Linked DNA regions of Homo sapiens: region 1 is linked to region 2. A link is a contact called in ENCODE Hi-C or POLR2A ChIA-PET data. All regions are on one chromosome and are shown on one strand. Each heading gives the region's core, a stretch centred on a gene start or an enhancer-like site at or near the end of the contact. The rest is flanking DNA. Distances are from core to core; before and after follow the strand shown. Region 1 overlaps ARID1B (AT-rich interaction domain 1B). Region 2 overlaps ARID1B (AT-rich interaction domain 1B).

The links. A loop is a pair of places that touch in the nucleus more often than their neighbours do. ChIA-PET counts read pairs that join two places held with the same protein, here RNA polymerase II (POLR2A). Pooled maps may share reads with other maps.
Region 1: a loop to region 2 is called in a pooled map, with 2.6 times the contacts of the local background. The contact joins two enhancer-like sites. A Hi-C loop is called at or near these places in 2 of 168 maps with a recorded cell type or tissue (B cell and PC-9) and 4 of 50 pooled maps. POLR2A ChIA-PET finds 5 or more read pairs at or near these places in 7 of 52 experiments (B cell, GM12878, OCI-LY7 and 4 more).

Annotation. Positions count from the first base shown.
Region 1 is chr6:156,930,625-156,935,540 of GRCh38, forward strand. ARID1B (AT-rich interaction domain 1B) reads left to right here. Exons shown (of 20, transcript NM_001374828.1): 4 at 4,842-4,916. Among named protein-coding and RNA genes, the nearest start is that of MIR4466, 150 kb to the left of the region's middle. Within about 2 kb of position 2,692, at least 11 of the 41 ENCODE cell types and tissues checked have a DNase peak (open chromatin) inside an H3K27ac peak, as active enhancers do.
Region 2 is chr6:156,976,058-156,980,576 of GRCh38, forward strand. The region is part of intron 4 of ARID1B (AT-rich interaction domain 1B); the gene reads left to right. Among named protein-coding and RNA genes, the nearest start is that of MIR4466, 200 kb to the left of the region's middle. Within about 2 kb of position 2,019, at least 8 of the 41 ENCODE cell types and tissues checked have a DNase peak (open chromatin) inside an H3K27ac peak, as active enhancers do.

The sequences.
Region 1 (4,916 bases), core at 1,442-3,941, 45 kb before region 2:
GGAAGACTGGAAACAACCTAAATGTACATCAATAAGTGACTGGTTAAATACGTTACTCCACCTACAAATAATGCAATGTTGTGTGGCCATAAAAAAAAAGAATAAAGTAGATATTTAGTTGCAGATATAGAATGAGCTCTACAATATATTAAGAGGCTGAACAACGTGCTGTTTACAGAAAATATGCTCTAGTTGTATATAAAGGAAAAAGGATTTAAATTCACATTTAAACTTGGTAACACATTGAAAAATTGCAGAAAGGTAAATAAAAAAATCCAAAGCTAGGCCAGGCAGAGTGGCTTATGCCTGTAATCCCAGCACTTTGGGAGGCCAAGGCGGGCAGTTCACAAGGTCAGGAGATAGAGACCATTCTGGCCAACACAGTGAAACCCCATCTCTACTAAAAATACAAAAAATTAGCCAGGTGTGGTGGCACATGCCTGTAGTCCCAGCTACTCGGGAGGCTGAGGCAGGAGAATCTCTTGAAACCGGGAGGCAGTGCTTGCAGGGAGCCGAGATTGCGCCCACTGCACTACAGCCTGGACTACAGAGCGAGACTCAGTCTCAAAAAAAAAAAAAAAAAAAAAAAATTCAAAGCTTATACCATGGGAATGTTTTCCCTTTTTAATTTTTTAAAAAGTGTCTTTGACGTTTTGGTTATTCTGCATTTTATTCAAAGTTACATATTGCTATTTGGATTTTATTCATTTCCTAATGAAAGAAAACAGAAGCACTCCTGCTCCTGGCCTTTCTACTAGGCCCTTGTAATAGTTATCTTTACCCTTTCCTGTAGTAGAAGTGGGATACTAGTGTTTTCCTCCTGGTCATGTTTCATTTCATACTGTGATATGTTCAAGTACCTCGCAAAGGGAATAAGCCCATAGTAGGCATTCAGTCAGCGTCTACGACATTTGTTACAAGAGGCCTGGGCACAGTGGCTCATTCCTGATTTTCAGCACTTTGGCAGGAGAATCACTTGAGGCCAGTAGCTGGAGACCAGCCTGGGAAGTATAGTGATACCCCATCTCTCAAAATATTAAAAAAATAAATAAATTAGGCCGGGCACGGTGGCTCACGCCTGTAATCCCATCACTTTGAGAGGCCGAGGCAGGCTGATCACTTGAGGTTGGGAGTTTGAGACCAGCCTGACCAACATGGAGAAACCCCATCTCTCCTAAAGATACAAAATTAGCAAGGCATGGTGGCGCATGCCTGTAATCCCAGCTACTCGGGAGGCTGAGGCAGGAGAATCGCTTCAACCCGGGAGGTGGAGATTGCGGTGAGCTGAGATTGCGCGATGCACTCCAGCCTGGGCAACGAGAGCAAGATTCCGTCTTAAAAAAAAAAAAAAAAAAAAAAAATCAGCCAGGCATAGTGGTATGTGCCTGTAGTCCTAGCTACTAGGGAGGCATGGGTGGGCTGAGGCAGGAGAATTGCTTGAGCCTGGGAGTTAGAGGCTACAGTGAGCTATGATTAGGCTGAGCCACAGATCGAGACCTTGTTTCTTAAAAAAAAAAAAAAGGGGGGGGGCGGGGTGAAGAAATACCAAACTGAAAATTTCTGAAACAAATGTGTAATTACTACTACGCTAAACTTTTTTCACACCTTTGTTTGTGAGTCAGTTTCCCTTTAACCTTTGACTCGTAACATAAAGAAGGTTAAGGCCAGAGTCCATCAATGGTTAAAAGATTGTGAGTGAGATGTAGAAAAACAGTACTGATGAATTCTGAAAGGGGAAACCTCATTTCCATTGCCTGGTTCTTGTGCATTGCAGTATTACCACAATATGGCATTCTATACAGCAGATAAATGTAATTATTTATATGTGTATATTGGTTTACACACTGGTGTTCACTGGCTGCTTAAACTTACAAATAACCAAAGATGGCAGTAATGTTTTAAAGTGTAAAGCTGTGCTTCTTTGTTTATAAAATATGATGCTGAACATATTCTTTATTTTCTGATACTGTCATTGCCTTTTTACTGTGTATTTGCTCTTCTTGAGATGAAAATAAGTATGTACCAAAAAATAAATATAGCTTTTTAAGATGAAAAAGCTCAAGTTTCTTATGGAATATTTTTATATCATTATTAAAACAGCCAAACAGACTTTATAGTCCCACTGTAAGTTATATGTAGTTGTTGATTGTTCTAGGTTTAAACTTGGCACCTTTTCTATGTGCTCCCTTATTAAATTAATACTTATGTTCAAACATAAGCTGAGGCAGAACACGTTTCCTTTTCAATAGTTCTCACTAAATTTTGTTTTGATTTTATTTCCAACTGTACTTAATAGCTGAAAGCTTCTTGTGGTTAGGAATAGTATTTGAGATTTTGGTGGCATCTAATTATTTTGAACTTTTAAAGCCTTAAAGAGTGAAATATAAGGCCACAATACATTTTTCTGATAGCTTTCATAGTCTGTTAGTCTGTGTTGCTTATTTTAGGGGGACGATGTCTAAATTGAAATGTTTATCCACTATAGTTGTAATGATCTTTTTCAGCCTCTTTAGAAAGCAGTTCATTGAGCGAAGAAGAGAAAATAAAAAGAAACATAAAAGGGTAATATGCATAGGACTTTTGAGCCTGTTACTATTTCCTAGCTGAAGTTTACTTTAAAAAAAAAAAAGTAGGCATTGGGCAGACACTGTGTGCACGTGTGTTGGAGGAGGAGGCGGGGCCTGCTCATTTGTTTGCCCATTGTGAGGCTGTCCTGCACCTTTGTGCTTTTTTGTAACAGGGTGAAGGCCCCTGAATAGAGGCCTTGTGCCCTGCTTGATTTGAAATCCATGCTGTTTATGGAAAGGAACCTGCAGGGCACCCAGCGGGAAGTCTGTGTGACAAGTGGAAATCTAGAATCTGGAAGAAACGTGGTGTTTGAGGGGGAAGGTGGTGGGGAGAGTGGTCATAATCTTTCAGCCTTTGCTTTTGTGCCCCACAAGCTTAATTGTCACCCTCTGCTGGCAACCAGATTGCAGAGCCACTCTGTAAGTGTCCTTGGATTGCCTGTGCTTACTCTCACCTTATTGTTATCAAATAAAAACCTAGACAAATAGCATTGAATTCTCTTAGAAAAATATGATATGAACTGGGTACATTACTAGTAGAGGTTAAATATCTGAGGCTTTTTTTGTTTGTTTTTTGTTTGTTTGTTTTTTTGGTGGAGATGTATTTAAAGGGAAGAAGGGCTACATGTGAAAAGCTGGAATTATTGGCACGCTCCTGTATTTCAGAGCGTGTTGAAAAGCAGGTCGCACCAACACTAGGCTGGTTAAATCCAGTTTGTACAGCTTGTGTACTTGGTGGTACCAGCTATTGCTCCAAAGTTTCCTGGCTTAAGAAGCCATGTAATTTTAAGTGTGCAAGAAAGGGGTGGGACAGCAGAAGCTTTTTATAGGATTTCAAGTAATAAACATTAATTTTTAAAGCAATATTCCAGGGACTTAACAGAAGTAGAACTTGTATATGATGTTTCTTTAATACCAACACATATTTGAACTGACAAGGGAAGGGAGATAATTTTATTTTAAAGCAATATTTTCCATTCTTTTTTTCTCTTCAATTAGAAACTGGTTCTTCAACTTTCAGTGCCAATTGAGACATGCTATAATAAGTATTTAACAATTCTGTCCTGCTGTTTGACTTCAGGGGGAAACGATGGTAGAATGTTTAGTAGCTGAGCATACACAGGTAGCTAGAGATCTGGTATACAGTAAATGTGGTGTGGTGTGGTATTTGGGTTATATATGCTAATTATTTCAGCACAATGCTGAAACCATGCAGAATACCTCTTGGAAGAGTGTTTGACAAGATGCCAGAAAGGCCGTGTTAATTATAAGTTTATTGTGCCTATTCAGGTTTTTTGGGTGTGTTTTGTTCCCCACTGTTGTTTTATTCTTTATGATGGTTCTCTGAAAACTATGCCCCATGAACATATGGAGTTCTATATATGCGTGTTTATTGGTTTTATAGAAACCTCAGGATCCTATGAGCTTAATAACGATTTACGCTGTTATGTGGGTAATTGAGAGGACCTGTTAAGATATAGTTGATAGTAAGGTTTTCGTTAGTTATTTCAACTTTTTGAGGTAATATTAAAGGCAGTTTGACCAAAATCGGAATTCAACAATCCAGGGAGCTTTTGGTTTGCTCTGGGTTCACTCTGGGTTTAAAGACAGTTTGGTTTGGCTACAGCTGACCTCCCTCCCTGTTTTTATGAACTAGTCTTCTTCCTGCAAAACTCAAATACAGTACTTGGTATGGTCTCATAATAAATTTAGTTGTTAATTATATATATATATATATATATATATATATATATATATATATATATATATAGTTTATATTTCTGCTGTTATTCACTGCTTTTTAAAATTTTTGCTTCTGATAATGTATTAAATTATAGCCATAACATATTTATATGCCTGCTAAAATGTAACAGTTGTTGGTTGTGATAAGCTTTTGTTTTGTTTTGTTCTGTTTTGTTTGACACAGGGTCTCGCTCTGTCACCCAGGCTGGAGTGCAGCGGTGCAGTCAAAGTTCACTGCAGCCTCCACCTCCAGGCTCAAGCTATCCTCCCACCTCAGCCTCCCAAGTAGCTGCACCACCACACTCGGCTAATTTTTTATTATTTTTGTAGAGATGGAGTCTCCCTACATTGCCCAGGCTGGTCTTGAACTCCTGGGCTCAAGCGATCTGCCTGCCTTGATCTCCCGAAGTGCTGGGATTACAGGCATGAGCCACTGTGCCCAGCCAAGCTTTTGTTTAATTTTAGTTACTGAAGAAGCTTATAACTCATTGAGATATTTATGAAGTGCTTTGTGTTTGTGTTTTTTTTTAGGACATGTCTCAGGAAGGCTATGGAACTAGATCTCAACCTCCTCTGGCCCCCGGAAAACCTAACCATGAAGACTTG
Region 2 (4,519 bases), core at 769-3,268:
GTACATAAGCGCAAGGGCTGGGAGGGGGTGTATTGTCACAAAGTCAATTGATCAGTCAGGGTGGGGCAGGAACAAATCACAATGGTGGAATGGCATCAGTTAAGGCAGGAACTGGCTATTTTCACTTTTGTGAATCTTCAGTTGCTTCAGGCCATCTGGATGTATATGTGCAGGTCACAGGGGATATGACGGCTTAACTTGGGCTCAGAGGCCTGACAGTGCACACGGATGTCCTGGCTGACATTCTCAAGAGCATCAACAATGCCGAAAAGAGGCAAACGCTAGGTGCTTTTTAAGCTGTGCTCCAAGGTCATTGCCCGTTTCTCACTGTGATGATGCAGCACGGATTATGCGGGGTGGAGTTGGGGGGACTTCCTGGGCCGGGGGACTTTTGCAAGAGACCCCGGTGACTCAGGATTTTGAGTTCTTAACCAGTCGAGTGAAGGATTCAAAATTAACCACTCCAAGGGAGGATTGAAAAAAGAACCACTCTCAGTGGACAAAAAGAAAGAAAGGGGAGAGGGTAACACAGGGATATAAGCCCTAGTCACCCGAGCCAGCAACGGCAACCCTTCTGGGTCCCCTTCCACCACGTGGAAGCTTTCCTTTCACTTTGTTCAGTAAACTGCGCTGCTGCTCACTCTCCTGGTCCGTGGACTCTTTTTAAGCTGTAACACTCACCGTGAAGGTCCGCAGCTTCATTCATCAAAGTTAGCGAGACCACAAACCCATCGGCAGGAAAAACTCCTAACTCAGTTACATTGGCAAATTTGAAATCATTGATGATCACAGAGCTGGGAAAATTGTTGTGAACCTCACAGGCGGGCTAAACAAGTGTGGAGTGATCAGCCTCAGATTTGATGTGCAACTCAAAGATCTAGAAAAATGGCAGAATAATCTGCTTCCATCCTGCCAGTTTGGTTTCATTGCACTGACAACCTCGGCTGGCATCATGGACCATAAGGAAGCAAGATGAAAACACACAGCAGGGAAAATCCTGGAATTCTTTTTCTAGGGATGTAATACATATTTACAAAAAAAAAAAAAAAAAGATTTTTCTCTCTCCTTGGTTTTAAGAAATTTAATTATGATGGGACTGGTGTGGTTTTCTTTGTGTGTCTTTTGGTTGTGTTTTATTGACTTTCATATCTGTAGATTTACAGTTTTTATCAAATTTGGAAAAAATTCAAGTCAGTTTTTTTCTTCAGATATTTATCCTGTCTCCTCTTTTTTTTTTTTTTTAAACAGCAGCTCTAACTAAATATATATATTAGACCTACCCTGAAGTCTCTTTCTCTTTGTGTTTTATTTTTCCTTTGTGGGCTGTGTCTTCAATTTCAGGCTTATTCGTTTTCATTTAAAAATTACCATTAAATCTATCCAGTGAAAAAGTGAAAATGTATTTTTTACATGCATCATTAAAGTTTATAGCTTTAGAAGTTCAATTTGGGTTATTTGATTTGGTTTCCATATCTCTACCTTAAGATGCACATTTTTTCTATATTTTTTGAACATGTGGAATATAGTTACACTAATTTAATATTGTTGACTTTCAGTTCCATTGTCTTTGTTGTTCTGTGTACATTTCAATTGACTGATTTTTCTCTTCATTTGGGGTCTTTTGTTTTTGTTTGCTTTTGTTTTTGTTTGCTTCTTTGCTTTCTGGTAATTTTTATTGTGTGCCAGACATTGTGAATTTTACCTTGTTGATGACTGGGTATCTTTCTTTTTATTCCTATAAACATCCTTGAACTTTAGTCTGGGACCCAGGCATATTACTTGGAAACAGCTTGATCCTTTTGGGTCTTACTTTAAGCTTTGGGAGGTGGGACAGGGTAAGCAGGGTCTGCACTGATTCTGCCCACTTTTCGGGCAGATTCCTCCCAAGGGCTCTGCGTGGTTTTCCCTCTCTGGCGGGTGGGAGCAGGAACTCTTCTGTGTGAGCCCTGAGGATTCTTCTTCTAATCCTTTTGGGTGCTTCTTTCCCCATCCTCACGTGGTTTCTTCACACACACAGGCTGAACGTGACTCTGCCGAGTATGGGAGGGAAGACTGCCAATACCAGGAGCGTTCTTGTTGGGTGGCTTTCCCTGTCTCTTACGCTTCCCTGAAAACACCATCCTCTTATTGACCTCTGATTCCCAGCTCCATTTCCAGACTCTGCCTGGTTTCTGCTCCCAGCACCTTGGCCTGGAAATGTGTTCCAGGCAGTTTGCTGGGGCAGTCAGAGGGTTCACCTGGTTTGTTTCCCATCTCTCAGGGACCAAGATCCTTGTTGATGGTCAGTGTTTTGAAAATGATTGCACCACAGATCTTGTCCAGATTTTTATTTCTATTTTTTAAGGGGGAAATAAATGCAGTCCCTGTGACAGGAATGAATATTAGGAGAATAGAATCTAACAAAAGGGAAACAGGATTTTGATTTCTTCATAGCTGTTATGGACAGAATTTGTGTATCTTCCTTGAGTTTTGTTGAATAAACATATGGAAGTCCCTTTATACAGTGTAGAATCCATCTCATCACCATGAAAACCTTTGTTCTTGTGTGATATAAATTATTAGAGACTGTTTTGTGTCGTTATACAGAAGTTATTTTTAGTATGTTGTTTTGTTAGGTGGGTCTTTACTTAAAATCTCATTTAGTTTCATGGTAGAGTATCTTTGTTAGTATGATTCAAAAGAGAATATAATTTGGGGTTTTATTAGTGTAAAAAGAATTACCATAAACTTTACTTTCCAGTAGACTATATTTAAATGTGATATATTACTTTTTCTAGCCACATACTCTTTTAGCCTTCAATATAGCAGAATCAAAGTATGTTATTCCATTTGTTCCAAATTTCTCTCCATTTTCTATCCAGATGGCTGCTGACTCAAATGTATATGATAATACATTTACATTTTTTCAGTTAAGGCTGATAAATCCATTTTAATGCTATTGAATTGCTTAATGAATAAAAGATTTAAATGTGTCGTCAGTGCTTATGTTTCTGTAAAGTGAAGTATCCTGAAAGCGCTAGTAGTGCTGATAAAGTTTCCAGATTGTGATTTAAGAACTTTTCTGTTTTGCAGTTCTGTTATTACTGTTTCTATACTTACCAGGTGACAGAGTCATTTGAAAGTTCTCAGTTGACAAGGATCTCAACCTTGCAAAGAATATATATATTGTGCATGTAATACAGTACAAATCTAAAGTAACTGCTGAGATGCCTAGGTGGAAACTTACCTTTCTAGGTCAGGTTCCAGTGAATCTTGTTTTCCTTATTCAGAATATGGTGTTAGGTGAACTGACTCAGCTTTAAACTCTTCATATCCTGCCATGGGGAGAAATTACCTGCCCCAGTGATGAGTTTGGGAGGACAGGACAATGCTGTTTATATTCCTTGCTGCTGTGGGAGTATTGGAAATTACTACTTGATCTACCTGAATTTGAGCTTGGCAGTGGTCCAGGGACATTAGTGATTTGCATGAAATATAAACATGAATTATTTGAATCAGCTGTTGCTGTTTTTTTTTTTTGAGACAAAGTCTCGCTCTGTCGCCAGGCTGGAGTGCAGTGGCTCCATCTCAGCCCATTGCAACCTCCGCCTCCCAGGTTCAAGCGATTCTCCTACCCCAGCCTCCTGAGGAGCTGGGACTGCAGGCGTGCATCACCATGCCCAGGTAATTTTTGTATTTTTAGTAGAGACGGGGTTTCACCACATTGGCCAGGATGATCTCTATCTCTTGACCTCTTGATCCGCCCACCTCGGCCTCCCAAAGTGCTGGGATTACAGGCATGGGCCACTGCACCTGGCCTGTTCCTTCCTTTTTTAAAATTATTTTTATTTTTTGAGACAGGGTCTCACTCTTTTACCCAGGCTGGAGTGCAGTGGCGTGATCATAGCTTGGCTATGGCTCGGCTTCCCAAAGTGTTAAGATTACAGGCATGAGCCACCACACCCAGCCTGGTCCTTCCATTTAAACATTGATTGTAATGTGGCCTTTCCTTTTTTGCCACCTAAGTTAAAAGACTTTAAGGAAAGTATATGTAAAAATTTAGCATTTGCCATTAAACATTCATTAAAATTTTTTGTAATGCTTAGATCCGTAGTCATAGTGTCATTGTAATTTGCTAAGTATATGTGGAAAAGAATCATTGAAGGTCGGGCGTGATGGCTCACACCTGTAATCCCAGCAATTTGGTAGGCCGAGGTGGGTAGATCACCTGCGGTCAGGAGTTCGAGACCACCCCGGCCCACACAATGAAACCCCATCTCTACTAAAAATACAAAAATTAGCCGGGCGTGGTGGTGGGCGCCTGTAATCCCAGCTACTCAGGAGGTTGAGGCAAGAGAATTGCCTGAACCTGGGAGGTGGAGGTAGCAGTGAGCCGAGATCATGCCATTGCACTCCAGCCTGGGCGACAAGAGCCAACCTACATCTCAAAAACAAAACAAAACAAAACAAAATAAGAATCATTGAGCTCCTTTCTGTGTGCCAGTCAATGTGCCAGTCATTGGGGATACAGAGATGAAAC